Regions from separate parts of the Mus musculus genome. Here region 2 is linked to region 1. Evidence: chromatin contacts called from ENCODE Hi-C or POLR2A ChIA-PET data. All regions are on one chromosome and are shown on one strand. The core of a region is the stretch at or near the end of the contact, and the rest is flanking DNA. Distances in the headings are between cores, read along the strand shown. Region 1 holds the start of Ctnnb1 (catenin (cadherin associated protein), beta 1). Region 2 has its middle 59 kb from the start of Gm39458.

The links. A loop is a pair of places that touch in the nucleus more often than their neighbours do. ChIA-PET counts read pairs that join two places held with the same protein, here RNA polymerase II (POLR2A).
Region 2: a map of heart shows a loop between it and region 1 (2.6-fold over the local background). The contact joins the enhancer-like site here to the promoter of Ctnnb1 in region 1. A Hi-C loop is called at or near these places in 2 of 37 maps with a recorded cell type or tissue (both heart). POLR2A ChIA-PET finds 5 or more read pairs at or near these places in 2 of 5 experiments (Patski and embryonic stem cell).

What each region holds. Positions count from the first base shown.
Region 1 is chr9:120,931,153-120,936,255 of GRCm38, reverse strand. It overlaps Ctnnb1 (catenin (cadherin associated protein), beta 1), which reads right to left and starts at 2,856. Exons shown (of 15, transcript NM_007614.3): 1 at 2,618-2,856.
Region 2 is chr9:120,732,397-120,737,174 of GRCm38, reverse strand. No RefSeq gene overlaps it. Among named protein-coding and RNA genes, the nearest start is that of Gm39458, 59 kb to the right of the region's middle. Within about 2 kb of position 3,039, at least 1 of the 3 ENCODE cell types and tissues checked has a DNase peak (open chromatin) inside an H3K27ac peak, as active enhancers do; it is heart, where a contact is called at or near this core.

The DNA of each region.
Region 1 (5,103 bases), core at 1,607-4,106:
AACACTTTTCCTTTTATAAAACTTGTAGCTAACCTAGGAACCACACCATGACCGGTGTTGCTGAAGAGCAAGCATCGCAGGGCTGCCTAACATTCCTCAAGCTGCGTCCTCTCAGGACAGAGGCTGCCTCCACAGGCCTCAGAACTGTAGCTGCTCATCTACTTTACTCTCTGTGGCATGAAGATGTCTTCAGTGAGATTGTTTTAAATAAAAAGGAGTTGACAGGGGCCACAAAACAACAAAAGAAAATGGAGTTAAAATGTTTGTACGTTTGCAAGGTTTTTACGAGTTTGTGAACACCGTTTCAGGAGTTTGTCCCTCGGGTTTGCTTCTGGCCAAGGACACTAAAAATTTACCACTAGGTGATGGGCAGAGACCACGACCTGGCCTCACCTCACCTCACCTCAGCACTGATATTTCAGTTGACTCCATCTACTTTCACTGTCCACTTCCTGCTTAGAAGTACAGCAACAAACGACTGTAAATATACCACTCCACTCCACTCGCCACCTGCAGTGTGCACAGGCTCTTGTCCATGCTCTGCCCTGAGTTTATTTGCAAAAGGGCTCCACCAGTTTTCCTGAGCACACATTTCAAAATACACTCCGACTAAGAAAGTTCCCCATCCTCCACCTTGGCGGTGGGATTCTGGGATTCTGAGACTCGTGAGCTAAGGCTTCACTCACAGTCTCTAGTCCCATCGTCACTACAGCAGTAGATACTTCCCTTCAAGCTGGAGACATAGATACCCAATATACAGTCTCTAAACTAGTGTTCTCAATCTGGGGGTTCAACAACCCTTTCACAGGGGTCACCTAAGACCGTGGGAAAACATTTACATTATGGTTCACAACAGTAGCAAAGTCAGTTGTGAAGTAGCAAGGAAAGTTTTACGGTTGGGGTCACCATAACAGTTGAGAAACTATTTTAACAGGTCACAACATCAGGAAGACTGACTGAGAAGCACTGCTCTAGACTATGAGAAATGATCACATGACAGTTAAACTCTATTTCTTCACGCCTGCATTCGATTAAATGTTTCCCTATCTGAAGATAGTCTTTTTACAGACTGTGAGGCCCAGGACTCTGTCCCAGGCAAGCTAAGCTTTCCAGATAGCCTGCTTCCTTAATTAAGGACTTCAGCCTGGGAGGGTTTGTTGTAGAGAAACATCTGCAAGTTTCCAACTTCCTTGCCACCACTAAAGGCCTTGTCCAGACTCGGCCTTGAGGACAAAGGTTAGGTAGGTCACAGAATGACTATCCCCAGTACCATCAACAATGTTGTCCGCTGTGAAAGGGCGTTCTCAAACAAACCTTGGAGGCACTTCATTTTAATTTCGGGGATTTCTGAATGTTTAAGGTGAAAGTGAACTAAATGTAACTGCGGGCCTTAACTCAAAGTTTGAGCCGGACATACAAAACCGAAATACAAAGGCCACAAGCTTAAGCAACATTAAATTAGAACCAAGAAAGCAAGCTCTTTCCCGGGACGAGGAGAGACTGCACTGAGACATCTGCAAACCTCAAGTAAATAGCGAAATGGCTTCCTAAATCCCAGACAAAACGCTTCACAACTTGGCCATGTGAAAAACATGAGGCAGACTTTATCAAAGGCAAAGCTGCCGTCTCCTCAGCTTGCTGTCTGGTCTAAGCCACCATTATTCATGGCACAAAGCTCTCGTTTCACTAAAACCACTCCTCGATTTCCTCTCGCCGACCTCCGCATACCAGCAGCCCAGCCGCTCTCCATTCAGAGCTCAGGCCCCGGGAGGGGGGCTGCGGGGGGCGCGGGGGAGGGGAGCCCACAGATGTCTGGAGACCCGAGCCCGAGACAAAGCTGCCCCGCAGCCAGCGGGCTCACCGGAGCGGGCCTGGGGTACCGAACTTGGGAGCGTCGGTTCCAAGTCTGGTCCCCCAAACAACACTCAGAACAAGTCGCCAGGCTCCCACGCCCTGGCGGTCCGCGCTCCGGCCACTCCGTCTCGCTCAGAAAGCAAACGCGCTGGGGAGAAACACTTGGAGCGGACCCCACACTTACTGGCTAAGGGCAAGTCCCCCTCCCCCAAGCCCAGGTTTCGGATCCCGCGCACCTCCCCCCCCCCCCGCCTCCAACACCAGGAGTGGCCGGTGACTCGTCCACGGTCCCAAATTCCCGCCAGGACCTCGGCCCCGCAGCCACCAACCCCACGCGAGTCCAAGAAGCCACCCTCCGAGAACACGCTCCTGACGCATCCCGCCCGCTGCATCCAAGTTTGGCGACTCCACGGCTTAAAGTTGTTTGGATTCAAACTCACAGTCAGGTCGTTGCAGGGAGAAAAAAAAATTTGTCTGTGCGTGCTCCACGAGGGACAGAGGGGACGAGCGCCAGGTCTCGCGTCCCCCCGGCTCCGCGGGCCACGGAGGCGAGGCCCCCGCCCACCCCGCCCCCGCGGCGGCCCCAGCCCGGACGCGAACCGCGGTCCCCACCCCCCACGGCGGCCAGCCGTCCATCCGGGCTCCCGGCGCGCGCCCGCCCGGCCCCGGCCCCAGCCCGCGCGTCCCCGCGGCCTCCCGCCGCCACCCGGCCCGCGAAGTTTCCCGCTGGCGCGGCGCGAGCCGGCCCGCCGCGGCGCCGCACCTCAGGCCCGCGCGCTGCTCACTCGCGGCCGCCCGCTCGGCCTCGGCCTCCTGCACTGACGGCTCGGCGCCCACCGTGCTCCGTCTCCGCCTCCCCGGGCCGCGGGCTTCACAGGACACGAGCTGACGCGGCCGCCACCGAGCGAGGGCTTAAGATGGCGCCGCACAAGGAGCGATTTATAAGCGGCGCGGCACCGTGTATCCTGCCGCTGCCGCTCCGCGCGGAGCGTTCCGCCGCGCGAGGACGAGGGGCGGGGCGCGGGCGGGCCGGGGAAAGTAGTCCCCGCCAGTCCGAGTCGCTCTGCGCGTGCGCCGCCGGGAGGGGCCGAGCCGGGGCGGGGCGTCCAGACGCCGCTCCATTGGAAACTAAAGGAATCGAGAGCGGGCCGCCGCCGCGGGCCGGGTGGAGTGCGGCCTCGGACGGCGCAGGTTCGAGGCTGCCATCACCGGTGCACCGGCCGCCACACCCCTGAACCACCATTGGACCCCACCACACTTTACCGCTCCCAGGAGTGTCCCGCTTCCCTTCCCGCTGTGCCTCTGGAATCCGGACAGGGAACCTGGGGCCCAGCCACCTTTCCTCCCCACCCCAGGAGGCCTTGGAGTCCCCAAGAGTGTCTGCGAACATCTATTAACAAGTGATTCAGCTCCACCACTGCGTTCACCAGCGTGATTCCTAGAAACCCCATCTTACCCAGACTCACTGGGTCAGTAGAACCAGGCGTGGGGACCAAGGACAGCGATTTTTCTGTATTGTTTGAGAAACTCGAGTGTGTTGCTGAGAGGACCTGTGGGTAACCTCTTAAATTTTCAAAACTAATTTTGTATCCTTCGAGAGCTCCCCCCCCCCCAAATCATGACAATAGGGTGAAGTTGGATCTTCTCTTGGAAATGGCCCCATTGTTGTCCTTCACGATTGGCACTTGTCAAAACTGGAGCAGTTGGGGTGAATTGGCTGTCTCCAGCCTATTATTCTGAGCTCACGTCTCTTCCCAAACAATGGCAACAGGGAAAGTTGCCCCACTGCCTTCTTTCATCCCAGCGCTGTAATTAACGCAAGTAAACAATAGGTCCTTATGTACAGGTACTGGCAGGAAGCCCATGCATCACTGAGGCAGGGCCGGTGCTGTAGGGCCAGCTTAGTTTTTAAATGACTCAATTTTCTATCTTAAAGACATATCACCGTAACTCTGTGAACCACCACAGTCCACCATGCTGGAGCTGCTCAGTGAGGGCCTTTGTCTAGACCTTTCCCCTCTGCAGCTCTGCTCGGATTTCCGGAGAGTAAACTCTGCTGCTGGCTGGGGCTGACTTGGCCTGCCATAACTCAGAGAGATAGAGCAGGAAAAGGTATTTTACCAAAGCCCTACCAGTGGTGGTTGCAGCTACCAACCCCTAATTTTAATTGTCACATGCAGAGTTAAAGAATATTTGGTCGATTCGTTTAAAATTAGATAGCTGACTTCACCTCTGTCCGGGGTTTCCTTTCTTTTCTTTTCTTTTTCTTTTTTTTTTTGGGGGGGGGGGGGGTTCCTTTCTTTTCTTTTTCTTTTTTTTTTCTTTTTGACACTTGCTTCTTTTTCTGTGTCCCAATTTTGCTTCTTTTTTAAAGGGCACACTATTAAAACTCGTTAAGAAGCGCCTGCACCACTGACAAATCTAAAAGATAAAGACAGCCTTGTATTCATATTCCTCTAGCCAGACGCCAAGACAGAGCACATAATTCTGGCATTTTAACCCCAGCGTAGAATTAAAAGTCTCAATCCCTATTGATAATTCAGAGAATATGTTTCAGAGAAAAGGCAGATTTTACCACAACGCAAACACTCCTCTTCCTATCAGTGTAACTCGGCAGGAGACATAACCAGGTGACTGGCCTTGAAACCAGTGAGCTGAATTTTACATTTTCTCTAGATTTCTGTTCACTTCGTTCATGAAACAAGACTATTCCATAATTTTGTCACCAAAAACAGATGACAATTTCTGTGAAATTAAGACAAATATTGTCATTACACCAGAAAGAAACACGTCATCAACATACCTGATGAATAAAGAAACCTGCTGGTTTTATGAGCTAATTTGAAAATAACATAAGCAGCTAAGGAGGAGGTGGTTTTATAAAATTAGTTGCTAAAATAATTGACCCCAGGTAACACACTTCACATAGATGGCAATTGGTGTCTCTTCTACACCCCTTCTCCTCAAGATCAGCCCAATGGGTTCGACATAAAGTAATTCATTTTGAGAAATGGGATGGGGGTGTGTTTGTCCTGTAATCAGACCACCTGCAGATCAAGCTTTGCCTACACTGAATAGTGTAGAATAATAGTGAGCAGAGAGGATGTTCACTAAAACACACACACCACACACACACACACACACACACACACACATGCTCAGTCTGTGTTTGCACTTTGTGCAGAAGTAAGTATTAATAAGCCAGCATTGGTCCTTCTGCTCTAAAAAATCCATTAGTCAAACATTTAC
Region 2 (4,778 bases), core at 1,790-4,289, 200 kb after region 1:
TTTTTTTAAATATATAAAGGATGAAATTTATCCTTGGATATCCTGTTCCGAGTTTTTCTCCAAGTTATACATACACAAAGGAAACAAAACCAATCCGTTCTCCCTCCCTAAAGCTCTCTGTCTCTGACACTTTGAGAACTCATGCCAGGGTACTCTTTTCAAACTTTGTTTGTTTGGGTTTTGCTTGCTTGTTTGTTTGTTTGTATTTTTAAATTAATGAGCAGTAAGACCCCTGGAACATTCAATTGCTAAAACTTTGCATAAAATGATGGGGTCAAAGCCTTAAATGGAGTGTTTCATGAAAACTTCAGTAATAAATTTTAAAAGTTTGAAGAAATCTTCACTCTATCCTCCTAGAAAAATCAGACGCTCTGGGGCTGCAGAAATGGCTAGGTGGTTATGAGCACCTGCTGCTCTTGCAGAGGACCAGGGTTCAATTTCCAGCACCCACATGGCAGCTCACAGCTGTCTGTAACTCCAGCTCTCAAGTTTTAGGAAGTCTGATGTTCTCTTCTGGCCTCCAAGAACACTTACTGCAAACGCACGGTAAACAAACAGACAGGAAGGCACACACATACACATGTGCACATAAAAGAAGGCACACACATACACATGTGCACATAAAAGCAAACAAGATTATATTTAAAAAAAAACCAGAAGCTCTGAAAGGTTTGTTGCTAGGGATGAGGACAGAGCAAAGACCCAAAGCTTTTGCTCAGCACTGTGTTCTCCCTGTCGGAAACTTCTCTTGTCACTAACCCCGCTCCTCTACAACAGTGGTCTCTGTCCTCTTGAGAACAGATTGGCCTCTGCCCGTACTGCCACCTTCATTTTCAGCAGAGACTGGAGACACAGCTTTTCTCCAAGGAGCCCTTTTTGGTGCTGTCTGACCTGCAGCGTGTCCTCTCGGTTTACAGAGCAAGTGATCTTAGTTGCTGCAAATCCTACTGTGCAGTGTGATCACTCCTTCTGCAGAAATGCTCCTGAGAGCTTGGCCTTACCTTGCTGCTCTGCAGGCGCTGGGTAATTAGATCTAGGTTTGCCATATCAACCCTGGCTGCTCAGTGAGGGTGGGTGGCCAGGGGGACAACTGTCTCTTCTGTGACACTGCTGGCATTTGGGGAAGAGACTGAATAACAGTTAAATAGATGCTAGATATAGAGCTAACCTGTCCCCACACTGTCCACCTAAGGTCCATAGCAACATTTGACTCAGAGGGGCATCTTCATGGGGGTTCTTGGGATCCGTGGAGTATCTCGGGCTGACATCGTGGCTTCATGGTCTTAGGGTGTGACCCTGACTGACCCGTTGAACCCCAAGCATCTGACCCATTTAAACATGACACTCTTTATAAACTGGCATCTCTATGTTGTATTTCTTCTCTCTGGCTGCAAGGAGAAAGTCTTCTCTCTCTCCTGACATGAAAACAGGAGCAGGGAAGGAGGCTACTGCAAGCAATGGACAGCAGCCATGGGCTAGGTAGGTCCTCTGCTCTCGAAGCCACCAGCATGACTTGGTAGGGCTTGCTGCCCATCTCACTGCAAATGTACTCAGCTCACCTACGATGTCTCCGACATCCCTCTGAGTATAGGGGAGTGGTGGCTGTGGGAAGGGGGATGTTATGTCACAAGCAAGCCAACTATCATTTGGAGCCTTTTCAAGGTTCCCCCTTTCCTTATCTCCCTGCCCTTTCTGCTGCTGCTGTCACCGGGATGCCAGCGTCCAAATTGGCACAGGGCCCCAACCCAAGCAAGCAACAGCTGCATTGACAGCCCGATGAGTGACCCACCCTGGGGACCCACTGTGGGACCCTCAGCTGTCACCTTCCTGTGGCCTTCCATTTTCCCCAGTGGCAGAAAGCAGGAAACAGCAGCTGGTCCCCTGTTTACAAGGTCAGGTAAACACAGGGAGACAGACAGCTCTCCGTCTCCCCTTGGACTCCCGCATCTTAACTTAGCCCCAAGCCAAGGACTAAATCCAGCCACAAGTGCAATTCCAATGGAGGGCGGTGAGCCTGAAAAGCAGCATTATCTGCTGTGAGGTAACAGTGGGTGCCTGTGAAGGACACGGAGTTAAATTGGAAGGGAATTTGAATGACAAGCTGGCATGATGTCCATCTCCCTAATGATGGGAGAAGTCACTGGGAAGGCAAAAACTGCCAGGCCCAGATCTGGGTTTAAAAGCTTCCTCGTGGTTTCGAGTCACCAGCTTAGCTCAATGTCTAAAACAAAGAGAATGAATTATGGAACAGAACGAGGGGCCCTTGTTAATTTTCCTACTGATCCCTGTGAAGTGAAGCGAGCGCTTTATTCTAGGGGTGACGTCTCTCCCAGGCTCTCTCTGGAGAGGCGCCGGCAGACCCACATGTCCTTACTGTTTCCTTTACTGACTTATACGGCTTTTTCTACATATAGCAACAAAATATGTACATTTCATGCTACATCTATAGCAATCTGAGTCGTGATTTTTTTGTAGGACCATAAAGGTCACTTAGATGATGTAATTGACTAACACATACCAGAGAATTAGACTATGTGACTGGCCTGTCTGTGTGTTATAGAGCCATCCACACAGGGCATCTAGCTTGGCCATCTGGGTGAGTTCCGGTCCAGCTCTGTCCGGAACCCAGTGAAACAATCATCCGAACTTCACGTTTCTGTATCATCCTTCATCAGAGAAGATGAAAGGACTTCACAAACTCGGGCGCCCTCTTTGATCTAAGCCCCTGTCTAGTGCACTCATGTCCATTGTAAATTCTGCACTCGCCCTGCAGATGGCCCTCCCTTATGCAGAGCAGCGGAGAGCCTCCCGCCAGCAGCTGCCAGGAGGACCAGGAAGCCCTGGGAGGACCCTGGGTGGCAGTTCTGCAGAACTGTCATTGAGGGAAGGGAAGCATTCAGAAGCAGCTGGGACTGGGCATCAGATGGGTGTGGCTGTTGTCCGAGGCTCTGACTTTGCTCCCTTCTGGGCACACCCAGTGCTTTGGTTCTTAGCTTTATGAGAAAGACTCTGAAATATATATCCCAGGCTCAGATTCTCCCTTGAGTCCAGCCAGGCATCCCAGCTGTCTCCCAGGCATCCCCAGCCTCATGTTTCAGTGAATACAGGCTCAGCTTCCAGCAAATGTGGAGTGTGGCCGGCTTCTGTGCCCGGCTATCCCTCCCAGATAGCTCCTGTCCCTGGCATACCCCCATTCTGCTTGTTAGTGACAGCTGTGGGGAAGGTGTCAGGGGCTCTGTGCTCTCAAGAGACCTGCATTTCAGAGAGACTACGGAAGGGTGTCCTCAGCAGGAAGGATTTTGGTGGGGCTGCACAGTTAGGAAGTGACAGCGCAGGACTGTGGGTCTCCTTGGACAGCGGATCAGCAATGGCTTCCTTGAGGAGAGGGTGAGAACAGCAGGCTCTGCGTTTGCAATGAGGCTTGCTTGTGGACCAGAAAAGCTCCAGGCTGCTGGTGTTCCCCGACCTGTGAGCCTGGGCCTCAGCAGCCTCAACAAGCAAGCCACCTGTCCCCAGCATCTCCAAAACCAGTAGTAAAAAGTAGGAAGGGAGATTTGCTCAATGTGACCACACTGGGGGGAGGAACAGAGAAGTTCAGGGATCCCCCCAAAGTCCATTTGTAGGGTCTCAACCTGAGGTTTAGGTTTTAGTGAGCAAATGAGGCAGGGCAGTGAGCCAGTTCTGTCAAGTCTGACCCATGATCACTGTCTGGACTCAGGCCTCTCTGCAAGATGGCCTGACATGTTGTCCGGAGTGTAAAATCTTCCTGGGGTAGAAGCACTCCTCTGGCTGGAAGCAGGCTTCAGCCTTTTCCTTGTCCAAGCATGAGATTCTTGGGAGAAAATTCCAGATAGCCAAAAGGAAAGGCACAGCTGTCTTTAGAATATCCTGGCTGCCGCCTGGATAGTCACACTGGGGGGCGGGGGTGGGGTGGTTAGTAAGGAGGCACACAAGATCCGCACAGTAACACCAGTGCCTTCCAGCCCAAGGGAGGGTTTTCAGTGTGGTGCTTATGTCCCTCATTGGCTTCCTTGGCTGAGACATTAGGGACGTGCCCTGCTCTGATGTCCTCTCTCCCCCCACAGAGGGCTCGGCAAGGAATGGGGTGGGGGTTTGGGAGGGGAGCAAGGTTTCCTGTTCTCCATCTAGGGTCTTCAACAGAGTCCTCTGTGTTCAAAAGGAAAACAAAGAGTCCTTCTGCGATCCCTGGGAAAGTACCACGTAGCCTGGGGCCTGGGAGCTGGGATGGGCTCGTCCTCCAAGTCCAGGCTTCTTCATCCTTTGAGAATTTAAATCTCGGGGCACACCTGCTCGGGCATGCTCACTGAGGTAGGGGGTGAGAGTGGGTGGTCTAACGGAGCCGGCTGCCCACCCCCACTGCTCACCTGCTGAGTGCTGGAAACCAGGACAGGCCCTTTCCTAGCCTGTGAAGCACACACCCCTCCCCCCGTCCAGGCAGCAGGTAGCACGCAGCTAAGTGGGGGCAGAGGAGAGACTCTGTGGAGATCAAGCTGTGCCCTACTCTAAATGACTCCAGACTATATAAAGCAGTGGTTTTTCAGTCTGTGCCTTGCCTCAGGAGACTCCATTTTACAAGCAGCTTTTTGAGAGAGGAGGCCTGCAGGCCCTGGGTGAAGCAGGAAACTGCATGGTCTATCTGTCTGTACATACAGCCATCTCAGACTGATACACGACTTATTCTGGAAACAGAAAGGGAACCATCCGATAAGTTTATCAGAGTGAATTGGGGCTATAGGGGCACATGGCCGTGTTAGAAT